2 separate regions of the Homo sapiens genome follow, and region 2 is linked to region 1. A link is a loop called in an ENCODE intact Hi-C map of the cell type or tissue named here. Cell type or tissue: heart left ventricle. All regions are shown on one strand. Each heading gives the region's core, and the rest is flanking DNA. Links, peaks and the distances in the headings are about the cores only. Region 1 overlaps LOC105377087 (a long non-coding RNA gene). Region 2 holds the start of GRM2 (glutamate metabotropic receptor 2).

What was found. Peaks named below come from ENCODE experiments on the same cell type or tissue, not always from the same donor. Only the 100,000 strongest peaks of a DNase experiment are listed, where the experiment ranks them.
Region 2: it touches region 1 in a loop (3-fold over the local background); 40 of 110 quality-filtered maps call a loop at or near these places.

The regions. Positions count from the first base shown.
Region 1 is chr3:51,792,577-51,808,704 of GRCh38, forward strand. LOC105377087 (a long non-coding RNA gene) reads left to right here. Exons shown (of 3, transcript XR_940838.2): 3 at 13,012-13,446. Among named protein-coding and RNA genes, the nearest start is that of IQCF6, 21 kb to the left of the region's middle. RefSeq lists an enhancer at 9,284-10,035. In heart left ventricle, for the core only: CTCF peaks have their summits at 7,527 (motif pointing left) and 7,730; no DNase peak of the experiment used is centred there; H3K27me3 peaks cover 3,434 bases.
Region 2 is chr3:51,694,975-51,711,102 of GRCh38, forward strand. It overlaps TEX264 (testis expressed 264, ER-phagy receptor), which reads left to right. Exons shown (of 5, transcript NM_015926.6): 4 at 4,432-4,600; 5 at 8,750-9,349. The coding sequence ends at 9,042. It overlaps GRM2 (glutamate metabotropic receptor 2), which reads left to right and starts at 12,094. Exons shown (of 6, transcript NM_000839.5): 1 at 12,094-12,193; 2 at 13,874-14,459. The coding sequence starts at 14,010. RefSeq lists an enhancer at 8,966-9,834. In heart left ventricle, for the core only: a CTCF peak has its summit at 11,948; DNase peaks (open chromatin) are centred at 8,837, 11,937, 12,257 and 14,167; H3K4me3 peaks cover 562 bases.

The DNA of each region.
Region 1 (16,128 bases), core at 2,724-10,723:
GGTGTGCAACCTAGATCCCTATGCGCAGTTCACAACAGGGCTCACGCTCCTATGAGAATCGAACGCAGCTGATCTGACAAGAGGCAGAGCTCGGCCGTAATGCTCACCTGCTGCTCACCCGCTGCTGTGTGGCCCCATTCCTTACAGGCCATGGACTGCTACGGTCCCTGGCCTGGGGTTTGGGGAGCCCTGGTGTAGACTAAACCTCGGGTGTGGAAGGGTTTGCTCGAGTCCACCAGCTGGCAGGCAACTCCTAGCTGTTGCTGGCCAGAGATCTCCTGCTGCTGCTACACATCCAAGTTGGACACCCCAGGAACTGGGAACAAGGGCTTTAAAAAGTGGGTGCCCCTCTCTCTTAGGGCCCTTGGAAGGGTCTGAGCTATCCTGGCCCACATCTCATTGCCTGATCATCCTGTCAAGAGTGGGCCATCCAGAGTGTGCTGGAACCGGTTGACTGGGAATTGGGAGTCAGCCACCTCAGGGGTTGATTTTCCAGTTAGAGTTTGTCTACCAGGAATTAATGTTGACATGTGTTGAGAGATGAGGGGTCCAACTTTATTTTTCTAGATAGACCCACTATTTATTAAAGAAGCTGTGATTTTCCCATAAAAATGAAATACCACCTTTATCATTTATTAAATTTTCATATTAGTTGGGGTCTATTTCTTTTTGTTTGTCCACTCTGTTCTGATCATTTGTATGTCTATTCCTATTGTTTGGGGTACAGTTACTTTAGAGTGCTGAGTCTGGGCTCCCTGTCTATTCTCTTTTTTTTTTTTTTTTTTTTTTGAGATGGAGTCTCACTCTGTCACCCAGGCTGGAGTGCAGTGGCACAACAGCTCACTGCAACCTCTACCTCCTGGGTTCAAGCGATTCTCCTGCCTCAGCCTCCTGAGTAACTGGGATTATAGGCGTGTGCCTCCACACCCCACTAATTTTTGTATTTTTAGAGGAGTCGGGGTTTCACCATGTTGGCCAGGCTGGTTTCAAACTACTGACCTCAGGTGATCTGCCCACCTCGGCCTCCCAAAGTGCTGGGATCACAGGTGTGAGCTACGGTGATGGACCCCTGGCTGTTCTTTATTAATGATTTCTTGGTAACTGGATATTTATTTTGAGAGAGATGCCTTTGTATCATTGCGTATAATTAAAAATCCATTGGTATTTTATTTGGGATTGTATTCATTATATATTTGCTATCATAATCTATTCTCTCTCTTGCAAAATACGTTAATAATCTTACCATCTAAGGACATTTTTCCGATCCTGTTCTGTGTCTTTTAATTTGACCTACAGGTTACTTCATACAGGTTCCGTATTTAATTGATTGCCAAGTATTTAACAGATGTGGGGTTTTTTTTTTTACTATTATGGATGGATATTTTATCCAATTCATTTTTCATTTGGCTCTTGTTAATACAGAGAAACACTATAGATTTTTGTGTATTTATTTTTTATTAGACCACATACCAAATTCTCTATTAATTTCTCTATTTTGTCCTCATTAGATTCTCTTGGAATTTCTAGGTACCTTATTATTATTTTTTATTTTTATGGGTACATAGTAGGTGTATATTCTAGGTGTATTATATCAGCAGCAGAAAGAAATAATTTTTATCTTCTTTTCAAAATGTATTCTAATGTTTCCATTTTGCCATCCTGTTGCATTTGCTGGAACCACAACAATGTGTATAGTGATAGTAGAAGGCATCCTTGTCAGGGTCCTAATTTTAATTCAAATGGCTTTTTAATGGAAATGGTGCTCTGTCATCCAGGCTGGAATGCAGTGGCAAGATCCTTGAGCTCCTGGCCTCAAGCACTCTTCCCTCCTGGGCCTTCCATAGCTCTGGGATTACAGGCAAGAGCTACTGTGCCTGCCACCACCACCCCTCCCCCGCCACCACTCCCCCACCCCACCGCTGCACCTTTTTTTTTAAACAATTTAGAATGCTCCTTGCCTAAAAAAACCAAAAAACCAACAAACTAGTCTCCAGTTTGTAGCAGTTTCTTTCTATTCTAGTTTTTCTCAGAGTTTTATTAAGATTGGCTGCTGAACTTTATAACCAGCATTTTCAGCATATATTAAGTTGATCAGGGGGCTTTTTGTTTTCCCTTTAAATTGTTCATGTAAAGACATATGACTACCTTTTCCTGATGTTGAATATTTCTGGAATAACCCTTATTTACTCTTACTGTCTTGTTCTTTGGACACACTGCTGGATTCTATTTGGTAATGTTCAATTTTTTTACATTTACATCTGTATTGATTACTGAGATTGGGCCATAGCAGAGGTCAGCAAATTACTGCCCCTGGGCCAAATTCAGCCCACGACTCGTTTTTGTACATCTCACGACCTGAGAATGGTTTTTACATTTTTTAATGGTTGCGAAAAAATTAAAAGAAGAGTAGTATTTTGTGACAATGGAAAATTATATCAAATACAAATTTCAGTGTTCATAAATAAAGATTTATTTGGAACACTACTGCACTCATTCATTTACATATTGTTCGGAGTGCTTTTGTGAGTGGTAGAGTTGAGTACTTGCAAAAGAGACTGTATGGCCCCAAACCTAAAATATTTACTATTTGGCTCTTTACAGAAATGTTTGCCAACCTCTCTGGTCTATCTTTTTGTTGGGGGAGGAGCTATCTTTATCAGATTTGGTATGAAGTGTAATCTGGCTTCGTAAAATGAATTGGAGAATTTCTTTTCTTTTTTCTATTATGTGGAATAGTTTAAATATCTTTGGAATGATCTTCTCTCTAAAGGTTAGATAAAGCTCAGCTATGAAACTATTTCTTCCAGGGCAATATTTAATATATAAAAATATAATCTTCCTTGGTAATTGTTCTATTCAAGTTTTCTATTTTTTCTTGGATTGATTTTGGTAATTTAGATTTTGTTAGAAAACCATCCATTCCCTCAATAGTTTCAAATTTGGTTTGCCATAAACTTGCATAGTGTTGTTCTCCTTAATATAATTTTAATTTCACCACATCTGTAGTTGAGTCTCAGTTCTCATTTTCTGTCTTGTATATTTTTACCCTCTTTTTTTTCTTTAATCTGGTTTATAAGAGAACTGGAGAGTCTATCTGTTTGTTTGTTTGTCTGTTTTTCAAAGAAACAGCTTTTGAGTTTATCTTTCCTTTAACTTTTTTTCTTGGTTTTCCATTTCACTAATTCAAACTTTTATTATCTCCTAGTCTTCATTTATGTTAGATTGTTTTGTCTTTTTTCTCACTGTTAGGATGAGTTCCCACATTTTTGGGATGTATTTTGGGGGTCTATCTTCCATAATAAGGCATTTGAGGCTGTTGGGGTCCATCCTCCATAATAAGGCATTGAGGCTGTGAAATTCCCTCTAAGCCCAGGCTTTATTAGGAAGTGGTCTATTTTTTCATTGCTTTATGGGTAGTTTGCAATTTTATCTTGATTTCACCTTCCTTTAAGAGTTTTTCTTAATTTCCAATGAGGTAAGACTTTTATTAATTTTTAAATTATTTGTTTCTGATTTTATTGGATATGATCACTGAAAATATGTATACAATTTCTATTTTTTTGTTGTTTTTAAGCTTCTTTTAGTGGCCAAGTACATGGCAGTTCTTTGTTAATATTCTCTGGACATATGAAATAAATGATTATTCTCTGTTTGAAAGATATAAAGTTCTGTATGTATCTGCTGATGACTGCTTGATGATTACTGTTTATTCAATTCCCCCATGTCCCTGCTTTTTGGCTACTGATGTTGAAATTTCTTACAATAATAATCGCATTCTCCTTGCATTTCGTAGTTCTAATAATTTGTTAGTTGATTCTTTGGGGTTTTTAAAGTAGGTGACCATATCAGTTATAAATACTGACAACTTTGTAGTTTTTTTCCTCCAGCATGATACCTCTTTCTTTCCCTCCCTCCTTCCTTCCTTCCTTCTTTCCTTCCTTCTGCTGTTGCACAAAGACTCAAGAACAGCGTTGAAAAGCATTGTGGGGAGTGGCACCACGTTTCCCTCTGACTTTAATGGGGTTGTTTCTTATGCTTTCCCACCAGTGAGGACATTTGCAGGAGTTTCATTTTATCTAGCCTTAGCAAATTAAGTACATTTCCTTCCATTCTTGTGTGCTAATTGTTTTTTGCAATCAAGATGTTTATTAAATGCTTTTCTTTTTAATAACAGCATGTAACCACCCGGTGGGTTCTCTTTGCCTGCTGTCTAGACAGAGCCAATATCAAGACAGGGGAATTGCAATAGAGAAAGAGTTTAATTCACACAGAGCTGGCTGTATGGGAGACCTGAGTTTTATTATTACTCAAATCAGTCTCCCTGAAAGCTTGGGGATAGGGGGTTTTAAGCATAACTTGGCAGGTAGGGGGTCAGAAAGTGGGAAGCGCTGATTGGTCAGGTTGGAGATGAAATCATAGGGAGTCAAAGCTGTTCTCTTGTGCTGAGTCAGTTCCTGGGTGGGGAGGCCACAAGACCAAATGAACCAGTTTACTGGTTTGGGTGGTGTCTACTGATCCATCAAGTACAGGGTCTGAAAATATCTCAAGTACTGATCTTAGGTTTTACAACAGTAATGTTATCCCCAGGGACAATTTGGGGAGGTCCATAATCTTGCAGCTTCTAACTGCATGACTCCTAAACCATAATTTCTAATCTTGTGGCTAATTTGTTAGTTCTGCAAAGGCAGTCTAACCCCCAGGCAGGAAGGAGGTTTGTTTTGGAAAGGGCTGTTACCATCTTTGTTTCAAAGTTGGGCTACAAACTAAATTCCTCCCAAAGTTAGTTCAGCCTATGCCCAGGAATGAACAAGAACAGCTTGGAGGTTCGAAGCAAGATGGAGTTAGTTGGGTCAGATCTCTTTCACTGTCAGAATTCTCTCAGTTATAATTTTTGCAAAGGCAGCTTCAAGCAGGAAGGATTTCACTGTTTTCCTCTTTGATCTGTTAATATGGTAAATTACATCGATATATTTTTCCCACGGAAACCTCCTCACAGTGGTGGGCTTTAGCCAGATTTTAGGCTACCTGACACCTCCAGGGAAGTTTAAATTTTCCCTCTGAAGTTTTGATAATTGAATCTGCTGAAATAGACTGACGATAGACAGACAAGAGAAAAGGCATACAAATGTATTAGCATGCAAGCACATGGGAATCATACAAGCATGAAACTCAAAGAAAAGTCAGATAATTGAAGCTTAAATACCTTCTTCACATGGGAGAGGAAAGTGGAAGATGTAGACAATTCTAGAGGAAGAGTAAATGATTTTTAAGAAGGATGAATGAGACTGAAGCACAAACAATAGCTGAAGGCAAAGTTCTTCTAGGCTCTAGTAGGGGTGGTGATAAGTTGTAGGAAGGTGAAGGGTGGAACTGCATTGCAAACAAAGGTTGTTTTTGTTTGTTTGTTTGTTTGTTTGTTTGTTTTTGAGACAGAGTCTCGCTCTGTTGCCCAGGCTGAAGTGCAGTGGCGCTATCTCAGCTCACTGCAACCTCTGCCTCCCAGGTTCAAGCGATTCTCCTGCCTCAGCTTCCTGAGTAGCTGGGATTACAGGCACGTGCCACCATGCCTAGCTAATTTTTGTATTTTTAGTAGAGATGGGGTTTCACCACGTTGGTCAGGCTGATCTTGAACTCCTGACCTCGTGATCCACCTGCCTTGGCCTCCCAAAGTGCTGGGATTACAGGCGTGAGCCACCACGCCCAGCCAAAGGTTGTCTTATTATGCAGATAAAGCCTCTTGGTGACAGCCCTCAGAACAGATGAAAAGTCTGCTCATGCAGATGATCTTTAATTTCTTCTTCAGTGAGTAACTATCCCTTTTTAATTTGATTTCAAACAGTGGATTGAAGGCAATTGTGTTTCTTTAAAAGAACTTCCCTCAGTCAGATAAAGGAACTCAGAGAGAGCCCCTTCCCGCACTTGGGGGGAGAAACAACGGAAGATCAAAGACCTTGATTCTGAGGCAGCTTGGGAGGCCTTTCATTCAAGGTGCTTAGTACGGCAAAGAGCTATACTTTGGGGGTGTTGTTTTCTGAGCCCAAACACACCTGATTCCCTTCCCCATGTCTGGGGACTCTCCTTCTTATCTGTCTGGGTGGGAAACAGCCTGCCTCTAATTATAGAGCTGAAAATACCAGTTTCTCACTTTCTCAGCTCCCCTGGCTGCTGGGACAGACATGTGACCAGGATTGGCCAATCAAATTTGTGTGCTGAGAATTTTCAGTCTGCAGCTTGGGATCCAGAGAACCAGGATAGCAACCCCTGTGTTGGTGCTGGAATCCTCAGCAGGCTGGTTCTGTGGTATGATGTTTTCTGTGGTTCTGGGTGCATAACTTCTCTTTGATCTGCCTGTTTTCTGAGCCTGGTCCCTGGGCTTTCTGATAATTTGGTGAGCTACTAAATATTGTTTCAATACACTTCTATTTTGCTTAAGTAAATATGGATCTGTTTATGTTTGTAGTTAAGATGAATGACTAACATATTTGCATTTGTGGAATAAATCCTACTCATTCAAGCATTATTTGAAATCACCATTGGATTCAGTTTGTTAATATTTATACCTGTGTTCATAAATCAGATTGGCTGATAGTTTTCTCTTCTTGCACTGTTCTCATCTTATTTTAGTATTAAAAGGGTGCCAACTTTTGGGGATTTTTTGGTTAGAAAAATTCCTACAGTAGAATTGCTGGATCAAGGGGTCTGTACATTTTCAGTTTTGATGGCTATTGTCAAATTGCTATCCAAAGAAATTTTGCCAGTTTACATTTTGACCAACAACATATAATACTGCCTGTTTCTCTCTATCCTTGCCAACACAAAGGACCTGTTATCAATCTGTTTTTTTTTTATGGGTAAGTTGAGCATCCTTGCATATGTTCAGAGTCTTTCTTTCCCCAGCTGTTTTGTTTTCTATGAACTGTCTGTTGATGTCAAAGAACATCAACAGAGAGTTGGTGTTTAGTTTTTCCTCTTATGTTTTTTGTTGGGGAGGGAGGAGGCATGGGAGAGTGAGGATTTAACTTTTTGTCCTACAGTGACCTGTTGGTCTGAAGTTTAAACTCGGTTCCTGGATGTTGGTTGTAATGGCTGTTGAAACTGGAAAAGACCCTCACAAAGACCTGCAATGCAGAGGGAAGATGGCGTGATTGGCTCTGTCTTCCAACTCAAGACATTCACTTCCAGTTGCATCCACCAATTATGCAAAGGTTTTTATTGAAGTCTGGTGAAAAAAATTTCATATTCCCTAATGATAATCAGTTGTTCTATAAACCAGTCAGAAGTTGTTGCATTTTTATATTTTTAACAACTGGGTCCAAAACCAATACAATGATTTTGTAAGTAATAAGTAGGTGAGGAAATTCTATTTCCAAAGTTTTAGGTGTTCGACTGAGAGAGTTGTTATGAGTGAGTCACATTCCTTTTGGCAACAGAATCACATAAAGAAGGAAACATTTCAAACATCTGTTTTCTAAAAGCATTTCCACAGTATCTTAATTTGACTGATGAGGAGCTCCCTCTAGGGGAGAGAAAAATATCAGCACCAGGGTTTCTTGTTTGTGCATTTCAGCCTAGGGGTTTTTGTGGAAATCTTTTTAATCCCCTTGCCTGTGCTGGTAAGGCTTAGCATTGTTAGAACTAGACAATGCGATCCATACATGCTTTGTCAGTGCAGCACAGTCACAAATGATCATCTCTCCCAGTTCATGGAAAGCACATATATTGGCCTGTCTCTCTTACCAGAATGTGACCTTTATGTGGAGAGGGCTTTGCCTGTTTTATTCTTTTATTTAATAAATACCAGTGACAGTACCTGACACATAGCATGGTTCAATAATTTTTGAATCAATGAACAAATCTTTGAACAAAAGTTTTGAGCTTAGTGTAGCCTGAAATCCATGACTAGGCTCTGTGGCCAAGGGCAGGCATTTGTCTGTGGCCTAAGGCTGAGTAGTCTGTGCTGTGGGTGTGGGTGAGGTTTATTTAACTGGCTTAGGCCAAATGTATTCACTCAATGCTTGTTTATTGAGCACCGACTATGTGCCAGACACTGTTATAGGGGCTGGGCTCCCAACAGTGAAAAGGGCAGGCAAGATTCCTGAACTTAAGTAGCAGTGATATAGAGAATGTTGAGATGGTAATACTTGTTATAGAGAAAAATCAAACAGGGAAGGGAGATAGAGTATTCTGGCATGGAGAGGAGGTCTTGATTTTATCTGTGGTGAGAGAAGACTTCACTGAGAGGTGAAGGAGGGAGGGAGGAGGTTGAGCAGCCACCTGGGAGACAGTCATCAAGGCACTGAAGCAGGAACGTGCCCAGCATGTTTGAAGAACACGGAGGAGGCCGGTACGGCAGAGCAGAGTAAGGGAGGGGGAGAGGGATAGGGGCTGGAGTCAGAAAGATGTGGCCTACAGATGTGAAATTCCTAGAGAGAACGGTTGAAGATTTTCCAGCAGTGAGGGAGGACCCTGTGAGTCAAGGGCAAAAGCAGGCCTGGAACTTTCCTGCATCCTTTCCTGCTTCTAAAGGTGATTTTCAGGTTTTCTCTGAGACCATTTTCTTCGAAAGAGTCAGATCATCAATATGAGGTAACAGTGCCTACGGTGGTTCTGCTGCAGCCCACCTGTCAGGAGGTGGGAGATGTTCTAGGATAGTATGGGGTACAGAGGGGAGAACCTGCTGAACTGGATTCTGGCTGAACTAAGCTAAACAAGAGACAGCACTTTAGACCCTGAACGTCAGAGGTGGAGGAAGGGACCATCTATCTCTCTCAGCTCCTGTCTGTAGGTCATCGGGCCCCACTTAATTGCGGCCACCACTCTCATTGAAGAATCTTAATCTAAAAACTCTGGAAACCTCCCAAGAGCCAGAAAGAAACAGCCTCCACTGGAGATGACAAAACAAGATTAACCTTTTTGGACATTGATATGATTCCCTTTAGCCTCATTTTGTTATTGTTAGATTCTTTTTTTTTTTTTTAACAGTCTACAAATTGTTCTAAACTTTGTAGTGTAAGTGGTGATGGGCAATGGCGCTGTCCTGGGCTTCCTGCTAGCCAGTTGAGGTGGGGGTGTGTGCCAACACCTCTTGCTGCATCTGGTTTCATGACATATTTAGCTAGCCTGGCTCCAGATGGAAAGCCTGGCTGCAGTCAGTACTCTAAGTCAGCCTGATCACAGTATTAAGAGTCATTGTTATGGTCACACACCTCATTGTCTATGACAAACAAAACGCACTTATTCAAGCCCTAATCTGTATAATGAATTAGGGTATCTGATGGGGTGACCCACACTCCTGAGAATTCTTAGTAGGACACATGAATGTCAAGGGATGGAGTTGCAGGGGAATGACTTTGCCATGGCAACCTTGCATATATCTACACCCCCTGCAAAGGCGAAGGCTTGAACCACAGCTAATCTGAGTCTTGGCAGAACACTTCTTGATCCCCCTTGGAACAGAAGAGGATGGGAGGCTTGTAAGGCATGCTCTGAGGCCCTTATCTCCCTTGGGAGGCTGTCATGAGACAGCTTTCTCTCTCCTCTCCAGTCCTGATGAGGTGTGGGGCTTTCTGCCTCGTGCCCCTCAGAATAGAGCTACAGAATATAAAACCACATAGCTGCAGTCTAGACCCCCTTGGCTCAACAGCAACAGGGTATCCCACGACTTGCCTTGTAGTCATCGAATCCCTTTTGTGTTGTTCCTTTTGTTGTGTGAGACAAGAACCACAGGGAGCTGGCACTTTTGACTAATCTTCCTTTTTCTATCTATGTGAGTAATTGAAACAATCAGTCTGAAGTGGCTCGATTGGATCGGTTAGACCTTGGCCTTCGTTTTCTCTTGTGTGCCTTGTGTGTGCTTGACAGAAGGCCACGTACTGGGGGTCAGTTATCTGTCACGGTTACCGTGAAGCCTCTGAACTGGGAGAGCTGTAAGTTGTAATGCTGATGGTGTGCGTGTGTGACTGGCATGATAAAAAAGACCAGTGGAAAAATGAGGCAGTGGCTCCCTGTGGCAAGAGGAACTGCACACACCTGGACCTCGTTCCTGGCAGATGTTTACACACCTCCTTGCCCCTTGTGGGTGGGGTTAGGGAGGAATCAGAATCTGCATTCTAAGTAGTTGCTGGGACTCCTGAGGAGAGTGAAGCTCATTTCCTGACCTGTATCTTTTACAGGGCTAAGGAAACATAGTGCTAGATTAAAGTCTGTCGTGTCTTGAATTTGAAGTCTAGCCTACCCTCCCAGTGGTGGGACAGACCTGAATCTTCAGACTAAGGATGAAAATAAGTCCAAATAGATCAGTAATCACAATAAGTTCAATGAGTTAAACTTGATAATTAAAAAGCAGTTTGATAGATTACATTTAATAGATCTATATAATGTTCATAAGGGATATATCTAAAACAAAGTAACACAGAAAGTTTGAAAACAAAAGGATAGAAAAAAGATATATCCGGCAAATTTCCAACCAAAGAAAACTACCACAACAAAATATAATTTAAATCTTAAAAGGAATCAAGGAATCAGCGAACTATGGCCTGCAGGCCAGCTGAACCCACCACCTGTTTTTAGAAATAACATCTTATTGGAACACAATCACTCCCCTTTGTTTACATATAGTCTGTGGTTGTTTTTGAGCTACAATGGCAGGGTTGAGTAGTTGTGACAGATACTGAATGGTTGTCAAAGCCTAAACTTTTTACCACCTGGTTCTTTATAGAAAAACTTTACCAATTCTAGTTGTAAACCAATGAAAGGAACACTACTCTAAGATGCTATAATACTTGGGAATTTTTATGTACGCAACATAACTTCAAAATATGAAAATAAAAAGGCTGATAGAATTACAAAGTAAAGGGCCAGGCACAGTGGCTCATGCCTGTAATGCCAGCACTTAGGGAGGCTGAGGTGGGCGGATCACGAGGTCAGGAGATCAAGACCATCTTGGCTAACACGGTGAAACCCCGTCTCTACTAAAAATACAAAAAAAATTAGCCGGGCATGGTGGCGGGTGCCTGTAGTCCCAGCTACTCGGGAAGCTGAGGCAGGAGAATGGCGTGAACCTAGGAGGTGGAGCTTGCAGTGAGCTGAGATCGCACCACTGCACTCCAGCCTGAGCAACAGAGTGAGACTCCATCTCAAAAAAAAAAAAAAAAAAAAATTACAAAGTTACAAAGTAGATAATTCTACATTTATACCTATTTCAGACACTCATGGATCAAGGAGACAGAAAAATGGTAATAGGATATTTGAAAAATCTTGTCCACATACACACACACACGTATGAATTGTAAATGGAGACAATTGGGCAGAGAGTGGCAGAGCTGAGGATCATATGCATAGATGCATGAGGGGTCATAGTGGTCATGACCAGCCAAAATTATGAAGCCATCAATGTTACAAGGCAGAGAAAACAAAGACAATGGAGATCATGAAAAAATGGTAGTAACAAGAACAATTAGAGCATAAAAAAGTTAGCCAAACTGGAGAGACCAGCCCAGAGTGAATGCCACTAAAGTCCTGAGGAGTCCCAGAGCTACCTTGCATTCCATTCAAGTCTTTCAGATGCTCCATTTTATGACTTGTTTGTTTGTTTGAGACAGAGTATTGCTCTGTTGCCCAGGCTGAAGTGCAGTGGTGCAATCTCTCAATCTCAGCTCACTGCAGCCTCTGCCTCCCGGTTCAAGCAATTCTCCTGCCTCAGCCTCCCGAGTAGCTGGGATTATAGGTGCGTGCCACCATGCCGGCTAATTTTTGTATTTTTAGTTTCGCCATGTTGGCCAGGCTAGTCTCAAACTCCTGACCTCAAATGATCCACCTGTCTTGGCCTCCCAAAGTGCCGGGATTACAGGTGCGAGCCACTGCACCCGGCCCATTTTATGACTTTTTAAACCTGCATCTCCAGAACGCCCTCTTCCTTGTGTTGATCTTGTATTGGCCGTCCATCATGTGAGCTAGCCCAAGAAAAGCCATCCTTCTTGTAATAAAGGGAAATAAAGTAAAATCTCCTTTTGAATGTCTTGCCACAGCTATGACACAGTGCCATGGTGGACACATAGATGGGTGGGTGAAGTCCAGGAGAACCTGGTCTGCCAGGAAGTCCTAGTGGGACTTGTCCCTCCCCCTGGTGCTGGTTGTCACAGCTAATCTTGAGGTTTCTGGCTTCCTCTGGAAGGAAACAGATGCATCAGCCCTGACATATTAAAACAAGCATGTGAATACCTGGGTTTCCTATACTGTCTCATGTGCAGTAAGGAGCAAGGGTTTGGGAATCAGTACTATATGAATGCTGTAAACTTCGTTACAATGCCCACTTTTTTTTTTTGTTCCCCATGTATGAAACCTTGAAAATAAAGAGGAATAGTTTGCTTCCCTGGGAAGCATTGAGGAGAGCTGGAGAGCTAGGCAGCATCTAGATTTGATGTGAGATAAATCCTCAAGTGCCACAAAAGGACAGAAAGGAAAACAGACCCAAGGACAAAGGATCAGGGCCAAGGGACGCATGTCCAGGGCCAGTCAGGGCCTGAGAAGAGGGTACAGAGAGGGCCCTCAAGAGCAATGTGGCCTTGGTCCTTTCTTTTTTGTTCTTTTCTTTTCTTTTCTTTTTGAGACGATCTCACTCTGTCGCCCAGGCTGGAGTGCAGTGGTGCAATCTTGGTTCACTGCAACCTCTGCCTCTTGGGCTCAAGCAATCCTCCCACCTCAGCCTCCTGAGTAGCTGGAACTACAGGTGTGTGCCACCATGCCCTGGCTAATTTTTAAATTTTTTGTGGAGATGAGATTTTGCCATGTTGCCCAGGCTGGTCTTGAATACCTGGGCTCAAATGATCCACCTGCCTTGGCCTCCCAAAGTGCTGGGATTATAAGCATGAGCTACCAAGCCCGACCTTTCTGTTTTCATAAAAGACTGTATCAGGAAAGAACTGTGCACGGACCACACAGAGGAGAACTTGGTAAGTGATGGGATTCAGGTTTCACGTATTTTTACTTACACCCCTATCCTATCTTTGACAGGAGGGAAACAGACAACTGTTGCATTCCTGTCCACAGAGCCTCTCCCTGAAGAAGACTCAATTATGCGGCCAGCATCCTAACCCTGGGCTGTAGTCACTTTCGATCTCATGATTTTTCATCACTTTTACCCATGCCTGGTGACTGAACCATCTAGAAACAAGCTTTGGGCATTTGCCATTGTATAGGAAACATAGCCATATCTACCCAGTTGGCAGAAGTATCCCATGACTATCCCAGGATGAGAGGGACCCTGGAAATTCATAGACTCTGAGACTGATTAGGAAGCTAGGGTTGTGGATGTCATTGTTATAAGCCAAAAGGAGAAATAACCGTATCTTATGCAAATCTATCTCTTCTCTATAAAATCAACTCTACAGAAATGCATAGGCAACTATAATTGAGACCCAGAAAGTTGAAGAAATATTTTAACGGAAGCAGAAGGTAAGTAGGTGTTCCATATAAAAAAGAGAAACCCAGATTATTACTATCAGATACTTAAGTGTCCTGAGGATGCTGAGCTGTGCCTCCTGTGTGGAGGCACACAGGATTCCTCCCAAAAATAAAAAGGGTCACCCTGATCAGTAAACATTGGTAACTGGTTCCTCATCTTCCTGGGTAGTGGTAGAGGGAGTGGGAGAGGTGGTGAGAAGGCAGCTAGAAAGCCAAGGAGCTGAAATTTTGGGCAGAATTTTTGACAGTTTCTGTGTAAGGAGGCTTCAAAGTTGGAGACCAGGCCTGCTAAGGATAGGGGCACACTAGTAAATCCCCAATATTTAACAGTGGAAGCCAAGAGGGCTATACCATACCAAGAGAAAGGTGGATTTAAAATAGGCCATTAACATTTCCCATGGTGGAAGCCCTGTTTCACATCTTAATCTCTGAAATTGGGTTAAAGTGATCCAGGATTGCTAATGCTCCAGTCACCTACCAGAAGCAAATGTAAATCGCCTCTGAAGGAAGGCAGCATAATCTCAGACCTCAACTTATTTTAAAATTTTTTCTTATACAACCATCCAGCACTCCATTAAAAAAAACCCAAACTTAAACACAGAACAAAAAAAAACCCCACCCAAAACACGAGAAATAATTGACACCAAAAACAGACTCACAGAGGATCCAGGTCATGAAGTTATACACATTTTAAAATTTGTAAGCACACTATGCCTTAATGTGTTAAAGAAAATAGAAGGCAAAATGAGAATTCAGCAGGAAATTGAAATCTTTCAGAAAGTATCATATGGGAATTTTAGAACAGAAAAGCACAATAACTCAATTAAAAACTCAGTGGGTAAGTTTCAGCAGATTAGACAGAGAGAATTACTGAACTGGAAGATAGGTTAGGAGAAAATATATAGAATAATTAGACTAATAGCTGACTTTTTAACAGAAGCAATGGAAGCAAGAAGACAGTGAAATTACATGGTTCAAGTACTGAAAGCAATAAATAATAACTAATGACCTACCTGTTGAAACCATTCTTCAATAATTAGGGTGAAATACAGAACTTTTTTGACAAAAGTTGAGAAAATTAATCACACTTAAAGAAATACGAAAGGGTATTCTTCAGGTGCAAAGAAAATAAGCCTAAATGGCAGACAGATTCAGAATCAATGAAAATAGTAAATATTTGGAAAAATTCAAACGAATATGCTACATTAAGCAATAATTATATAATTTGGGAAGAGAATTAAATAAAATAAAAATGTTCTGAGCTCCTTGAATGTCTGAGAAGAGGTAAGGTAAAAGTACTACATTTATATTAGACTTTCATAAGTTAAGGATACATATCGTATTACAAGGCTGCTTTGTTAACTGTGGTAGCCCCTAGGCACATGTGGCTATTGGCACTTAGAAATGTGACCAGTCCTACTTCAGGTATACTGTAAATGTAAAATATACACCAGATTTCAAAGACTTAGGGTAAGAAAAGAAAGGAGAATAAAAGAAAGGAAAATGATACCATTACTAATGTTATATGGATTACATGTTGAAATGATAATATTTTGATATATTAAATTAAATTGAATGTATTATTAAAATTAAGTTCACCTGTTTCTTTTTTCTTTTCTTTTTTTACTGTGGATATTAGAAAATTTAAAGTTACATATATATGGCTCACAGATTATATTATTATATTTGCAACATGCATTATATTTCTATTGGATAGTGCTAGTCTAAGGTAATCACTAAGTAAATCGTAAAAAAAAAAAAAAAAGTGTTAACTTCCAAGTTAATGAAGTTGAGAGTAGTGGGAGAAATGGAATAATAAAAAAAACAAGCCAAAAGAAGGAAAGAAAGGACAGAGAGAGAGAAAGAGAAAAAAATATATAACAGATGAAGCAAATAGTAAGACAGTAGATTGAAACATACACCAATAATTACATTAAACGTAAATGGACAAAGGGCTCTAACTGGAAGATAAAGATTGTCAGACTGGATTTTAAACAAAAGAGCATGCTGCTTATAAGAGGTGTATCTAAAATACAAAGATTTAGAAAGATTGAAAGTAAAAAGATGGAAAATTATAAACCAGGCAAATACACTAACCAAAGAAACTTGGTCTAATTAATGATATCATACAAAGCATATTTTAATGCAGAAAGCATCTAGAAATAAAGATGCTCACCTCATAGTGATAAATTTTCACCCACAGGATGATATACTAATTATAAATCTGTGTGCACCTAATAATATAGGTATAAAATATATAAATCAAGAATTGACAGAATCACAATGAGAAATATGCACACTTACAATGTAGTGGGCCTTTCAATGTCTGATAGAATAAGAAGAAAAGTAATTAGTAAGTAAGGATATGGAATATTTAAACAACACAATTAACAACATTGACTTGATCAGCATATGTAGAATACTGCACCCAACTGCTGTGCTTGAATCATTATTTTCAAGTACATATTGAATGTTTACCAAAATTGACCACATGCTGAGCCTTGAAGAAAGCCTCAACAAGTGTCAAAGAATGTAAATCATAGAGATTATGTTCTATGAGCATAGTTGAATTAAGCCAGAAATCAATAATAATAAAAACAACTAGAAAATTTCCAAATTTTTAGAAATTAAGCAACATAACTTCTTTACAACTCAGAAGTCAAAGAA
Region 2 (16,128 bases), core at 8,128-16,127, 92 kb before region 1:
TCCCCAAAGCATGCACGTGCCATGAAGACCAGCTGCCTGAGGGGCCTCCAGGGTTTGAGTCCCCACTTGCAGGGACTGCTGTGTGCAGGCAGGTGCATGTTGGTGTCTGTAATTAAAAATGAGCATGCATCACTTCACCCAGTGAGGAGACGCCACTACCTCGGGTGGGATGCAACAGCTGCTTGCTGGCTGTGCAGCTGCCTGGGTATCCAGCCTGGCACAGAAGGATAGATAGGACTGGGTAGCTCAGGGTGAACAGTAAGGCAAGGCCCAGGGCCCCTCAGCCAGACCTCATCCCTTGCTGGGCCTAGAGCTTATGTAGGAGATGTGACCCGTCCTTGGCCCACACATTGCCTCCTTCTTTTGGGCATTTGCAGCCACCTAGTTCTAAGCAAACCTCCAGCCTCTGGGTAGCCTGGGAGTGGGACCCATCATCAGCCTTCGTCCTGGGCCTGACCTCTTCTGTCTTCTATTTGCTCCCAATCCCTAGCTGAAGCCAGGGCACAGGGTGATGTCCTGAATACAAAGCACTAAATGAGGATAGTTCAGGTCCAGGTCCTCTCTCTTACCTCTTTTCTTCCTCTCCCATAATTCAGAAAGACCTGCTGGGGAGGCACTGTGGGTCCCGTGGGGGAAAGCTTGGCCTGGTGTATCAGTCTTGCCCTGTTGTGGGAGCCCTGAGCTGAATGGGGTAAATGCCTGCACCCTGCCCAGGAGATGAACTCAGGCTGAAGTGAGGTGGGAGTGTGTGGTGTGTCCCCAAGGTAGCTGACGCAGTGGCACTGTGGCAGCCTGTGTGAGGTGGGTGAGCTGCTCCTTCCCTTTTTTGCCAACACTCCTGAGTGAGTAAGCAGGTGTTGGTGCAGGGTGGGGTGGTGGTGGGGAAGTGCTGGTGTCTGGGGTCTCTTAGAAATTCCTGCATCATGGGTGGTGTCCCAAGTCCCCATCTTGTTTCTGCATGTGGAAGACCCAGGTGGGAGGGAAGGCCCGGAGGTGTGTCTGAGGGACTGGAACTCTGAATCCAGTTTCTGGCAGACCCTGGGGGCACCTTGGCATGGTTCACTGACTTTTGCCTGTTAGGTGGAGAGGAATGTGAACATCTGCAACTCTCCCACCTTGGAAAGAGGCTTTATAGTCTCCTTGGGTCTGTGTGTGGGAGTGAGCTGCTCTGGGCTGTGGGTTTGTTAGATGGCCAGTGGTGTCAGTGGCAGAGCACGTTCTCATGTCCTGGCAATGCTTCCACACACTGCTGGCTGTCTGGGCTGTGGAAGGGGATGTGCCAGGGCTAGGAGGACCCCAGGCCCACCCAGGCTCTTCACCAGTGGGACCAGCCCAGTGTGACCTTGAGCTAGTGTCCTTGGCCACTGGCAGTCTGCTCTCCAAGGGCTCCCTGGGGCTAACTGAGGGAGAGGCAGCTGGCCTCGCCTTCCTCCAATGATTTTCCAATATTTACTGGCTCATTGACATATTGCCCGGGCCATGGCTCCTACTGTGCAGCAAGGACCTGAGAGCCAGCCCATGGTCACCCTGTCTTCCCTCCGAGGTTGCACCTGGCTGGGAGGGAAAGGGCTTGTCCTCTCTGCCTGATCACTCAGGGACAGAGCATATAGCTTGTCCTGCCCCTCACCTTCCATCCCCAGCCCCCACTAGAGTCATTCTTGCTCAGTGGGCAGAGCATGCAAGGGAGAGCAGTCTCCCAGGAAGGGCCAGGGGGCAACTACAAGCCCCTTCTCTGCCTGTGGGCCTGGCTTAGAAGTTTGCTCCTTTGCCTTCTTCCTGTCCCTTCTCTGCCCAAGTCTGAATTTTGGTAGGACCTGGTGCATGTGCTATAATGATTTGGGGCTGAACAGTCAATGGCATTTTAATTAGCTCCATGCCTCCCTCCAGTAGGGAGGACCAGGGCCCCCAGGTAACAGCAGGTAGGACCAGGCTAGTTTTGGGCCTGAGGCTGCCCCTCCAGGGGTCTGGGAGCAGGCTCTGGGACCTGGTGCTCCCTGTGTGAGATGCTGTGAGGAGGGAGAGCTGGGCAGAGAAGGAAGGGCTGTGTCGCAGGGCCACAGTTTTCTCTCCATCCTCTGTCTCCCTTGATCCTCTGTTCTCCCTGATGGCTTTGAGATGAAGGCGACGGCAAGGATGGAGGATGCAGTTTCCATGGCAACGGGGCTGTCCACAGCCAGGCAACTTCAGAGCCGGGCTCTCCGGAGGAAGCAGATGCGCAGAACAGCCGCAGAGCTGCCTCCCGCCTGCCAACGAGGGGGCTGGCAGAACAGGTGGCACAGGGTGGCAGCCTGGTGCTGCCCAGCCTAGGGGAGAGGGTGGAAAGAGCAGTACTCCCTCTTATTATCTTGTTATGGCCAAGTTCCTCCAGAAGGGAAGCTAGGGAGGTGGCTTGAGTGTTGAGAGGGGTTGGGCTAGGGTCCCCATTGTCCCTGGAATCTCTGGGTGGACACAGGCTCTGTCCTCTGGGATCTTCCCCCAAAAGCCAAATGTCTGCTGCTCTTGTGATGGCCACTCAGCTACTACCCTTTGGGTCCTTTGTCCAGAGTGTGAGGATGTTGGTGAAGGCCATGCCCTGACTAGATTCAGGGATCCTTTTCTTTCATCTAGCTACTGGGGAAGGACCTGGACCTTCTTCAGGGGCCTCCCTGCCCCTGGCCTCAGTGACCTGGACCAGTTTGCTGAGTTGGGTTCAGGTTTGGCAGATGCCTGCCTCTAAGTGCTGGCATTGGAGGGGCCCCAGAGCCTGACAGCTCCTGCTTCCTGACACTGTGATCTTGTTTAGCCTCCTCCTGGAGACCAAGGCTGGAGTGGGTATGTGAGTGGGTAGAGAAGCAAAGACAGCCATCTGTGTGTTTAGAAATGGGACGTGTCAGGGGCATGGACTCTTGAGATGGAGGAAGCCCCGAGGGCACCCAGGTTGGCAAAGAAGATTTGACTCCAACTATTAAAAAATAATGACTTTCCTTCACCGACCTTGGAAGCATCAGGGCTAGGGTGTTCTACTTTGCTGTTGAGCACATGGAGACTTAGGATGGAAGGCTTTGCCTGGATCACCCATGGAGTCAGAGGCTGAGCCACAGCCAGACCTGGGACAGGCCATCCACCTCCCGCGTGGCCTCCTAGATGCACCCTCCCTTCAGCTGGCTGCTGAGGGTCCTAGCTAGGTAAACCTTTCAGGCTCACTCCTCTTTCCCTTTATCATCCGTGGGCTTGCTTTTAACCCTTCTTTGCTAGCTTGCTTTAGTTGAAGGAGGTTCCTCAACCCTAGGGTTGGCCAGGCAGGTGGACAAGTGGAGTCTTGGAGTGGCTTCTCCTTGCCAGGCAATAAGTCTCTCATTACTGCTAAGTGGAAGGCTCATTTCAGAGCTCATGGTGAGAGCGGGGCGAATGCTATAAATAGTCGTGTTGTGAAGATTGGCGGGTGAGCAGTGACAGGGCAGGGGCCTTGCAGTCATCATAGTGGGTATTTGTGCTCCTTCGCAGGAAAGGTGGCGGGGCAGGCTCTGAGTAAGAGGCAACTTGACCCCTGTTCTGGCTGTCCCTGCCTGCCTCAGGGTGGCTCTGGCATGTCTGTGCCCCTCCATACTCATTGGGGGATGGGGAGCACTGGATTCTGTGTCTAGGCAGAGGGAGGTGGAGTGCCTTTTGGAACTTGGGGCCCAAAAGGTGGTACATCAGCCCACTGGGTAATGTCCTGTGCTAGATCTACTTGTCCTACCTGACCTTCCAGTCCAGGGTCTCCCTCTTCCCCATCAGCTAAAACCTGAGTTTACATGTGAGGAGGTATGGGAACCATACCTGATAGTCTCAGAGGTTGACATAGCTCTAAACTAGCAGGGGAATGAATGGGAGTGGAAGTGGTGTTTAGCTGGCCTTGATCCTTGTTCAGGGTCTATAGTAGCATGTCTGCAAGAGCAGGGGCTGGAGGCCTAAGGACTGGGGGTGCTGGTCTTCTGATATCTGTGGGTCAGTCAGCGTTGTCCAGGGTGGAGAGGAGGTCAGGGCCAGGGGGTCCTGGGATGGAAAGTCTGGTAGGTGAGACCTTGGCTTAGGCACATGGGGTCCCTATCCTGGGGTGGTCCAGGGGTGCCAAGCTTCATGGCTCTGTGAGACCAGTGCCTTCTGGAACAGCTTTTTGGTCTCAGATGTACACATAGGAGAGCAGTGCCAGGCTCCTGGGTTCTTTTACCACCTGCCCTAGGGTGTCGTCCTGGGTCTTCAGACTATTATTGCACTCTGGACTATGGGGCCCTGCTGTTAGGGTGATCTATGTGTGCCTCCCTCAGCAGGGCTTTGGAACTTGGAAGAGGTTGAGAGGCAGAGCCAGCCCCTGGGACAGAATAGGTAATAGACAGTTCTGGGGGTCACCCAGGGACAAGTGAGTCAGGGGCCCTGTAGGGCTCATTCTACCTTTTGCCACTCTCTGACTAGGAGCGGAAGCTGTGTGCCTATCCTCGGCTGGAGATCTACCAGGAAGACCAGATCCATTTCATGTGCCCACTGGCACGGCAGGGAGACTTCTATGTGCCTGAGATGAAGGAGACAGAGTGGAAATGGCGGGGGCTTGTGGAGGCCATTGACACCCAGGTGGATGGCACAGGTACAGAAGGTGGGGTATGAGGATGGGGCCCTCCTGGAGCTCCTCTCTTCTGGACTCCAGGGGCTTGGTTGAGGAGGCTCCTCCCTCTCTGGGTTGGCACTGTGGGTGTCAGGCTATGCTTGGCAGAGGGAGGAAGGAGACCCACCTACCTGAGGACCCACATGTGGAGTTGCCTGTTCCCAGACACATGGATCTACATAGATGTGGATTCACACACATTACCTCCTGGCAACACAGATACAAAGACCCTGCCTGGATTCCCTCCAGATGCAGCAGGAGTACCCTTGGAAACAAAGATCACAGACAGCTCGATGTTCATGGGAGGGGGCTGAGGCTGCTCAGGAAAGGAGTCCCTTGGGTGGGGCTCAGCAGGAAGTAAGATTGGCATAGATCTGGAAGGTAAGGAGGGGAGCAAAGTGTTCTCTTGTCCCTCAGTACGGGCCCCACCCAGAGCCAGCTGCTTTCTCCCTGCCAGGGAACAACCAGGGAGCATGCAGAGGGGAGCCAGGAGATCAGTCACCTGTGCCTTTCTCCAGGGCCAGCCCACACTCCTGCTGGCAGCCTCAAGGCCCCAGGTCCAGGCTGGAAGGCTGCTTGCCTGCCCACCCCTCTGCAATGATCTGTGACCCCGGGCTGTCTCAGGCACAAGGGGGTCTGCTGGGTTACATCCCAGATGGTCCCAGGGGGCCTTATCCTTGGCCAACCTGGTGGAGTTTGTGACTTCTAGGAGTGGTACAGGGCTGTGGGGAGAGGAACTGTCCCTCCTCTCCTCCTTCTTTAGCAGATGCTCTGCCCATCCAGTCTTCAACAGCCAAGGTCACCCTAGGGAGACGTGTCAGCTAGGGCTGGGTAGGAGGGTATTGGGAGCAGTCTCTACTCCCTAGGGGCCTGTGTCCAACACAGTTAACTTCATCTGCCACTTAATTACCTCCATGGGGTACAGCTCCCTTCTGCCTGGTAGTGCCCGGCAGACACTCTTCAGTGCCCCTACTGTGGGCACAGGACATGGCACAAGGTCAGCAGGCCCAGGCAGCCTCCAGGGCAGGAAGACAGAGTGCCTTCACTTTACTGTGACCTCCCTCTGCTGCCTGCCTCCCCCTCCTTGACCCACCCACCCAGCTTCCTTCCCTCCCAAACACTGCCTGTCAGGGTCATTGAAGGACTGCTTGGCACCCACTACAGCTGGCTGTAGTGGCAGCTCCCACATTCCCCAGCTCCTCAGCCTGTTTTCCTCCCCTCCAGCCCGCCCACCCACTCCCTGGTGTTGGGGCCAAGGGGTCTGCCCACCTCTCACAGGGCCTGTCCTGACACCCCAGCGGGACTCGGTGTTTGCCCACCAGGTGCATGCCACTGACACAGCAGTTGGTGGTGGGTGCATGCAGGATGTCTGACTGCCCAAGGCTTGGCCTGTCCCTGCCCGCCTCCCTGCTGTGGCCCTAGCTTAGGCCGGGAGGTGAAAGGGGGTGATTAGCTGCCTTGTGCCTGTTATTACATTGATGTATTATTTAGCTTCAGAGAGGCGATGAATATTTGATCGTCTTGCACTGGCTGTGGGCAGAGCGAGAGGGAGGGATTTGGGTGAAGGGGGTGGGCTTCAAGTCCCCTGCCCCAGTAGTCGTGGGGATTTAGGTAGGGCCCTGCCTTGCCTGGTATCTTCTGCCCAGGGATGCAGGCATGGGACTCTGGGACCTCCTCCTGTGTAGATCTTGGTGGGGGTATAGGGATGCTACTTCCCCGTATTGCATTCCTTTTTTTTTTTTCTTCTGCGGCAAGGTCTGGCTCTATCGCCCAGGCTGGAGTGGTGCAGTGGCAAGATCTCGGCTCACTGTAACCTTTCCCTCCCAGGCTTAAGCTGTCCTCCCACCTCAGCCTCCTGAGTAGCTGTGACAAGAGGCGTGTACCACCATGCTTGGCTAGTTTTTGTATTTTTTATAGAGATGGTGTTTCGCCATATTGCCCAGGCTGGCCTTGAACTTGTTAGCTCAAGTGATCCTGCCTCAGCCTCCCAAAGTGTTGGGATTCTAGGGATGAGCCACCATGCCCAGCTGGATTCCTTTTTTTTGTTTGTTTGTTTTTAAAGACAGTTTTCCTTTTTTGCCCAGGCTGGAGTGAAATGGCATGATCTTGGCTCACTGCAACCTCCACCTCGTGGGTTCAAGCGATTCTCCTGCCTCAGCTTCCTGAGTAGCTGGGATTACAGGTGCCTGCCACCATGCCCGGCTAATTTTTGTATTTTTAGTAGAGATGGGGTTTTGCCATGTTGGCCAGGCTGGTCTGGAACTCCTGACCTCATGTGATCCACCTGCCTCAGCTTCCCAAAGTGCTGGGATTACAGGCGTGAGCCACCGTGCCTGGCCTCCAGCTGAATTCCTTTGCTTGAAGTGTATATATGTCTCCAGGGGCTGTCTTCATTTCAGCAGGCTGTCCTGGCCTGAAGGAGGCACCCCTAGGCTCCTTCCTCTGAACATTCCTAGCCTAGGAGCTGGGTGGTAGGAGGTAGCATGCTGGGAAGCAGGCACATTCCTATACCTGGGGTCCCAAGAGAGCCATTGGGTGGGTGGGCAGACAGAACATACAGTTTAATAGGGCCAGGGAGAAACTGTCTCCCTCCTTTGCTCTTTTCAGGCCTGCGGTCCCTGGGGCACTGATCATTATTTAAGGAGCAGTGAGGGCCTGGCATCCTGTCCCCTGGTCAGAAGAAACTACCCAAAACTTAAAGCTCCCCCAGCTCCCTGACCACCTCATTCACAGGCTTCTGTCCTGGGAGCCACACCTGGGGCCTCAGCAAGAGGAGGGCCCTGGGCCAGCAGCCTGGGCTTCTAGGGCTCACCTCACCTCTGCCAGTAGCGCCCAGAGGGCATATTCTGGGGGCTGAGTGGGTGGTGGGGGTAGGGAGAGACCCCAAATTCCCCCCTCTCCTAATTCTCCCACCCCCAACCTAGGCCCCATTTGAGGCTCAAGGAAAGCCCCAGGCTGAGTCCAGGCGCCAAGCAGACCCCAGCTGCACCTGGCTTGGCTCCAACACCATGGAGACAGTGGCTGGGGAAGCTGGCTAACCCCTCACCTTCTGTGATGTTTGACAGCTGACCCTCTCCCCATCATACAGGAAGGGTAGCAGATCCACTTTCTCCCAGTCTGGATTCCTGCACACAGCGAGCCTGAGCCATGTGTTCCTCCTTGCCACCCCAGCCTGCATTCAGTGCCTCTGATCCAGGGAGATGAACCCAGGGGTTGCTCCTGGACAGGGCAGATGAAGGGGCTGCTTGCTTGGAGGATGTATTGGGGGTGGAAGGAGCAGGTTAGAAGGAGTTTGGGCCATCAACCTGGCTCAGCACTGGTTTGGGGCACCCCAACCACCAGCAGAGTGCTCTCATCATCCCCTTTTGCTATCTTGTGGCTCAGGAAGCACCAGTCATTGGGGGTGGGGTGGGTAAGGGTTTCTCAGGGTCGACCCAGGCATAGGGAGAGAAAACCCTTAACATGTTTCATCCCAGCACCCTCCTCCTTGCAGCTGGTTGAGTATTTCTCAGGCCTTCTCCATCCTCCTCGTACTTCAGCTCCCTCCTCAACTGGGACTTGGTGTGTACCAGAGGCAGGGGCCTGCTGACTCCCTGGATGCTGCTCCTGGGAGCCCTGCACGGGGGAGGGCTGCAGAGGGGCCTCCTGCTGCATTCTGCAGTCCTCGTGCCCTGTGGGTGATGTTCTGTAGCTGGCCCTGGACACATCTCTTTCCAAGCTTGAAGTGGGGGTGGGGGAAGGTGGAGAGGACACTACTTGTGTCTCTTTGTTCTACCTCAGCTCCTCACCTCAGGGCTGAGTGGCCCTTAATAAATGTGGGGGGAGGGCAGCAGGCTTTGTGGAAGTGCAGGGAGCTGAGGCTAATTTAGAGTGGGGAGAAGAGTGCACAGCTGCCTCCTCCCACCCTCTCTCCCTCCCTCCCTCCTTCCCTCCCTCCCTTCCTCCCAGCTCTTTCCCTCTGCCCTGTCTGTGCAGCCCCAGTCAGGGTAGAGGGCAGAGGGCAGCTGGAGCAAGCCCCCTGAGCCCGGGAGGCTGCATTATTCATGAGTGCACTGCGTGCTGAGTTGCCTCTCCCTGGAGGAGGGGGTGGGGTGGTCCTAGCTAACCTGTGCTCCCTTTTCCTGGTCATAGGAGCTGACACAATGAGTGACACGAGTTCTGTAAGCTTGGAAGTGAGCCCTGGCAGCCGGGAGACTTCAGCTGCCACACTGTCACCTGGGGCGAGCAGCCGTGGCTGGGATGACGGTGACACCCGCAGCGAGCACAGCTACAGCGAGTCAGGTGCCAGCGGCTCCTCTTTTGAGGAGCTGGACTTGGAGGGCGAGGGGCCCTTAGGGGAGTCACGGCTGGACCCTGGGACTGAGCCCCTGGGGACTACCAAGTGGCTCTGGGAGCCCACTGCCCCTGAGAAGGGCAAGGAGTAACCCATGGCCTGCACCCTCCTGCAGTGCAGTTGCTGAGGAACTGAGCAGACTCTCCAGCAGACTCTCCAGCCCTCTTCCTCCTTCCTCTGGGGGAGGAGGGGTTCCTGAGGGACCTGACTTCCCCTGCTCCAGGCCTCTTGCTAAGCCTTCTCCTCACTGCCCTTTAGGCTCCCAGGGCCAGAGGAGCCAGGGACTATTTTCTGCACCAGCCCCCAGGGCTGCCACCCCTGTTGTGTCTTTTTTTCAGACTCACAGTGGAGCTTCCAGGACCCAGAATAAAGCCAATGATTTACTTGTTTCACCTGGATTTGGGTTGTGTATTTGTTTGTTCTGCCTTGGTTGGGGGCGGTGGGGGGATGGCTGTACAGATAGGCTGGGAGTGGGAAGGAGCCTCCCCTCCCCAGGACAAAGAATGGAAGGAACATGGCAGGTACCCTGGGGTTGGGGGAGGAGGGGAGTTAGAGATCCTCCACGTCCTGCTCTGTGACCCCAGTGGCCAGCTGCCCCTCCATTGCAGCTGCCAGAGAGCAAGCAGAGCCTGGCTTGGGTGAGAGCTGAGTATGGGGTGCCCTTCAGGGCTCAGGAATGGGGAGCTCACAGCCTGTCTTCATCTGCCTCCAAGGGATGCCTTTGTGTCTGTGACTAGTGTGCCTGCACGCTGGTACTTCCCCAGTAGGCGAGGCTCCCCCACTGTGCCTGCCAGTGGCTGTGTACCTGTGTGTGTGCATGTGCACCCACGCTCATGCATTTGGCTCTGTGTAACCACGGATGGATGGGGCTGCTTGGGTAAAGCTGTGCCCAGGTGAGCATCAGGGTATGATTGTACCTGAGCATGGCTGAGTCTGTGTGGATGGCTGTGTGCCTGTGTGAGTGTGTGTGTGTGTGTGTGTGTGTGTGTGTATTGCTGTGCTTTGTGTCTGTGTATGGTTGTATTATAGGAGCATGTGAGGCTGGCTAACAGCATCTCTATGGGGGCTTTGTTCATGTACAACTGTGTGTGGCTGTGTCTGTACAACTGTGTGTATGGTGATGTTCATGACGTTCATGTATAAAGCTATGTGTTTTGCTATGTGTCCACATATAAAAACACACATTTGCTATGTGTCCTGCAGCCGTATATCCATAATTATGGCCATGTATGTGTGGACATGTCTTGGTGGACAGCTATTTGTGGCATGTCCTTGTGTGAGCAGCTGTATATATGTGGCTGTGTCCACATGTGCAGCCGTGTGTAGACATGGTCACATGTTCTTAGGGGCAGGGGTGTGCCCATGTGTATTATGGCTGTCTACAAGTATAGCTGTGTGTGGTTGCATGTTTATGTGTACTATGCATGTGGCCATGTCCACATTTACAACTGTGTAAGGCTAAGTGTATGTCCTCATCCGTGTGCACACAGCTGGGAGTGGTGGCTGCCTAGCTGTGTGTAACTGTGTGTCCATGTGCTGCGACTGTGCAGCTTGTTTGCTGCAGGCCACATCATGGGCTTTTCTGGCTGATGCTGTACACAGCCATATCTGTGTTTACAGCCCTGTGCCTTTTGTGAGGCTGACTTGTTGAGCAGGTTGGGAGTGTGGCTAGAAGGAGTGTGTGACTCCTCACCTCAGCACCCTCCTGCTGTCAACCCCTCTGCTCCAGAGGCCTGGCCCATTGCTCACCTACCCCAGGGAGCTGTTGCTCTGAGGCAGCCAGAGAGGGTGAGAGCAGCCGGTGGCAGAGTTGGAGGTGGAAGACAGCATGTCTGTCTCCCACTGCCACCTTGTCTCCTGTTAGTGATGGGGCTTGTGTTTGTTTGGGTTTTATGTGTCTGTTTCGTTTCAAAGCTGTATTCTTTCCACAGCAGCAGGACATCAGGTTTCTGTGTCCAGGGAAAAAGCTCGTCCTTGGTGATCACCCCCGCACCCCTACGGACTGCCACACGCACATGTGGGTGTGTGTGCCTGAGGGGTCTGGGCTTGGCATGTTCATTAGCATGTATCTGAGCTGGCCTTGCTTCCACTGACACCTGTGGAAGAAAGGGCAGTGTCGGGAATGTGTGTAGGGATGCCATGCCCCTTGGCACTTGTTAGTGTGTGCACATGTTAGGGGCAGATAGCACAGGCTCTCTAATCCCCATTCCTTCAGCACAGTCTGGCACTACAGCTTATCCACTACCCTCTACCCAGGGGCGTCCTTCCCCATCCTGCTGTGGGAGGGAAGAGTCAAGAGAATCTTCTCAGAGCTGTCCTCCCTCTGCTTGGGCTCCAGCTCTCACTCCCTCCTACGCAGCAGCCAGTTCCAGAAGCCTTTCCCTAGGCCCCTCCCCTCCCAGATGCCCCTGCCATCCCTAACACTCCCTCAGGGTTGACCCTAGTACTTGGTTCTGCAGCCCTTCCTGCAGGTTGCTCTCTCCTTGCTTAAATACCCTTTTTACATGGGAGTGGGTGGCAGGTTTAAAGGGCATCTGCAGGAAGGAAGGGGAGGCCCCATTCTCCTCTGACCTCTCCCTTCCCCCAATCTTTTCCTCATAGTGACTCTGGCTCCAGGTCTCAAAAGTGGCAGAGGACACATGCCTCCAACTCAGGCCTGGGATGTGGACCCAGCTGAAATCGCTGAGTGGGGAGAATAGACTCCACCCGTCTCCCACGCGCCCCTTTACCTATCCCCCAGAGGCACCCCTTGCACTAAGGCCAGCTCCTCCACTCTGCAGTAGCACTATGGGCACCTGTCGGGGCGCAGTGACCTTCCCCACCCCGTGCCCCGTGGCATCCCCCCGCCCCCCACCTATGCTCTCTAGGTGGTAGTCTGACTATGGGGCGGAGTGGGCCACGAAGCACCCGCTCCAGCGCAGAGCGAGAGCGCTCGGGGATTCAGCACCACGAGGCGGACAGCTCCAGGCCCTGAGGTCCCCAGAAAAGCTGGAGCGCGGAGTGTCCAGAGGAGGCGGAGGCTGGGTTGGGAGCAGGAGACCTGGCGTCTGGAGGAACGGAGGAGGGGCTGGGGGCGGGCCGGGGCCGGGGGCGGGGCGGGGCGGGCCGCGATTGAAAGCGGCGGGGCGAGCGGGCGGGCGGAGAGCGCAGAGCCAGCGAGCCAGCGAGCGAGCGAGCGGGAGCCGGAGCCTCGCGCCCCCCGCTCCACTCCGATTCTCTCCGCGCCAGAGCCAGCGCGCCAGGTAGGGTGAGCCGGTGGTGGTGGTGCCGCTGCCGCTGCCGACCTTTTTGGCCCTTACCTCACGTCCCAGGGTCCTGCGGGCCCTCAAGTTGTGGGGCGCCCGCGCTGCTGTGTCCAGACAGCGTTCCCTGAGAGCTCCGGGAAGCGGGAAGACAGCCCCGGGCGTCCCGCCTTTCTTCTCCAGAAAACGCACGCCCCACATCGCACTCCCCCGTTCCTCCTGCTCCAGCGTCCTCTGGTCCTTCTTTCTGTCTGTGCCTCCGTCTTTGTCTCAACCTCTCAGGCTTGCTCGCTCCCTGCCCAGATTTTGTGGCCCAGGCTCCTGGCTGTCTGACTCCGGGTTTCTGTCCCCTTCCTGCCTCTGAGCTTCCGTCTGGGCCTCCCCTCTGGGAGACTTGCGACTTGACCAGTTTTGGCTTCAGCCCCCATCTGGGTCCCTGTCTCCATCTGTGCTGGTCTTCCTCCCTGCTTCTCCCTCGCTTGCCTGGGTAAGCTGCTGCTTTCCTGATCCCCAGAGGAGCCCAGTGCCCCTGCCCTGGGGAGCTGAGGGGGCAAAATGAAGAGGCTCAGCCTCCGTGGCCAGCACATGGGGTCCTTGAGTTAGTTGCTGCCCTTCTTCAAACTCAGTTTCCTTTCCTGTTCTGAGGAAAGAGGTATGTCCCTCTCCCAGCCTTTCCAAGCCTGTGTGATTGTGAGAGCCTTTGTGGGGTGTGTGTTTGGGAAGGCAACTGGGGTACAAATGATTGGACGCAGTGGGGAAGAGACAGGGAGGGGGTCTCTGAGGGCCATGGCTAGGGTGGGCAGGGCCCTGAAGCTGAGGATGGGGAGATTGGAAATGGTGACTTTCTCTGCTGGGTCGGGAGTGAAGAGAAAACAGAGGCACAAAATCTCAAGCAGTGTTCTACACAGAGCTAGAGAGTCCCGCACTCTCACCCTCAGCACTGTTTGGAGACTCTAGCCCCCAACCCTGACACACACATACGTGAACATCTGCTTGCCCTGTTGACTTAGGACCTTGAGCCACTTGGGTACCCTCCCTGAGGCCAGCCATTCCACCTTGCTGTCTCATTCCCAGGGCTTAGTGTCTCTATTCCTTCCTCAGTCAGCAAACTGTGGGGATGGCTTTTTAAGAACCAAAGGTTAGAACCCTTGGGTGTTCACATGGGCTCCAGTCTCCCCACGGGTTGGAGACTGTCCCTTAGAGATGCTTCCCTTCCTCTTCCCTGGTGGGTCCTGAGACAGCAGTTCCTTCTCTCTGGAAATCCAAGGCTCAGGATGGGGACCTCTGAGTTTGTGACTGTGACATAGTCTGTTCCAAAGGTATTGACCTCGGGGTCCTGGGAGGTTTGTGCTGTTCTTGGACACCCTTTGAATTACAGAGGGGTCAGCATTGGCTGGGGTCTCCTGTCCTCTGCCTGGGACTTCACTGCTTGCATCTCTCCCCACTGCTGAGTTTGGTAGGGGAATATGGCCCATCTCTCACCAAGCTGAGGCCAGGGCTGAGAGACAGGTCCAGGGGAGTCCCAGGAGCTTCTCAACCTACTTAATGACACCATCCTGTCCCTCCCTGGCTTTTGAGTACCTAGGAAAGGGGCTCGTGGGGAGGCAGAGTCAGAAGGGGCAGCTGCTCTCAGGTTCCACTTTTCCTGGTCTGTTTTTCTGTCTTTCTATCTCTCTGCAGGAGCTGGGTCCCTTCGCATCTCTCTTCTTGTCTGTCCTTTCCTGGTCCCTGTTTCCTCCTCTCTTTGCCTTCGCTGCTTCTAATCTCATCCCCTGGAGACCCAGGTCTGCGGGACCCATCCATCCCCTTTGGGGCCATGGGATCGCTGCTTGCGCTCCTGGCACTGCTGCTGCTGTGGGGTGCTGTGGCTGAGGGCCCAGCCAAGAAGGTGCTGACCCTGGAGGGAGACTTGGTGCTGGGTGGGCTGTTCCCAGTGCACCAGAAGGGCGGCCCAGCAGAGGACTGTGGTCCTGTCAATGAGCACCGTGGCATCCAGCGCCTGGAGGCCATGCTTTTTGCACTGGACCGCATCAACCGTGACCCGCACCTGCTGCCTGGCGTGCGCCTGGGTGCACACATCCTCGACAGTTGCTCCAAGGACACACATGCGCTGGAGCAGGCACTGGACTTTGTGCGTGCCTCACTCAGCCGTGGTGCTGATGGCTCACGCCACATCTGCCCCGACGGCTCTTATGCGACCCATGGTGATGCTCCCACTGCCATCACTGGTGTTATTGGCGGTTCCTACAGTGATGTCTCCATCCAGGTACGTGGAAGCCACCCAAATGGGGGCTAGGGAGGGAGGCCGGAGGTGGTGACCCAGAATTCCTGCTGAAAAGGGGCTCATGGGCTGCTGTGAATTGGAAGGGAAACTAGAAGCTTCCTTGCAGTAGCTTTTACAGAAGCTAAGAAAGTGCCCTGGTCACATAATGGTGGTCGATTTTTAGAGACTGTGCAAGAGAACATCTTACTCTCATTACTCCCACACACACACACACCCTCACACACACACACACACCCCACACACCCTCACACACACACACAGCCCCCCACACACCCACACACACCCGACACACCCACACACACCCAACACACCCACACACACGCACCCCACACACCCACACACACCCCACACCCACCCCCACACCCACACACACACCCAGACACACACACCCTCACACACACACACACCCTCACCCTTGATGTTAACCCTGAGGGGCTTAATAGTCAGGTCTCCCACTTACTAACTGCATGACCATGGCACGTTATTTCTCTTTTCTGTGTCACAGCTTCTTCCTTATAAAATTGGATTCACAACACTTTTTTTTTTTTTCTTTTTTGAGACAGGATATCGCTCTGTCTCCCAGGCTGGAGTGCAGTGGTGAGATCTCAGCCCACTGCAATCTCTGCCTCCCGGGTTTAAGTGATTCTCCTGCCTCAGCCTCCCAAGTAGCTGGGATTACAGGCGCCTGCCACCATGCCCGGCTAATTTTTGTATTTTTAGTAGAGACGAGCCTGACCTCACCACGTTGGTCAGGCTGGTCTCAAACTCCCGACTTCAGGTGATCCACCCGCCTCGGCCTCCCAAAGTGCTGGGATTATAGGCATGAGCCACTGTGCCCGGCCCACAACACTTTCTACTTTGAGGTTTGCCATGGAAATTTAATGAGTTGATAGATGCATAGTATGTATCAGGGGCCCGGCAAGTCATAAGGGCACCGTTGATATTAGCTGCTATTATTTTTAACCCATTTTATAGATGAGGAAACGAAGGCTCAGAGAGAGGTGGGCCACATTCAAGGCAGTGGTGGAGGGGAACTGTGAAATCGGCTCTCGGCCAAGGGGCTCCTGACTTGTCAGATCATCTCTGCCTGGATTGGAGAGGGGTGGCCAGATAGAAGCCAGGAGTGGCCAGAGGAGAGAATCAGGGTAGGGGAGTCAGAAGGAAGATAAACAGAATATGTGTCGGGGGAGGGCACCAGAGAGTCTTCAGGGGGCACAGGATTTGAGGGGGTGGGAAGGGTGGGGAGGCAGCTCCCCTGCCCTCAGCCTCCTACTCTCCCACAGGGACCAGCAGAGGGTGCTCTGTGGCTCAGCTTCAGCAGAGGCTGCTGGCCCTGCTGACACCCCTCTGCTGCTCCCAGGGCTGTGCCCAGCTGCGATCCTCCCATCTCTGACTGGGTCCTACCTCTCACCCAGATTCCCGCTTGCCAAGTGCCCAGCACAGGCTGCTGGAAGATGCGGCTGGAGCTAGAATCAGGGCTGGGGGACATAAGGTAGGCCTTGGCTTGGCCTCAGCTTCCTTTCGGAGAGTGGCTGAGGGCATTGCCGAGATGGAGAGGGCCAGGCCCCCTGTCCTAGAACAGTTGTTCAGGAGAAATGGAGCAGAAGCAGAAATCAGAGAACCCTGGAGTCAGCTACCGGCCTGAAGTCGG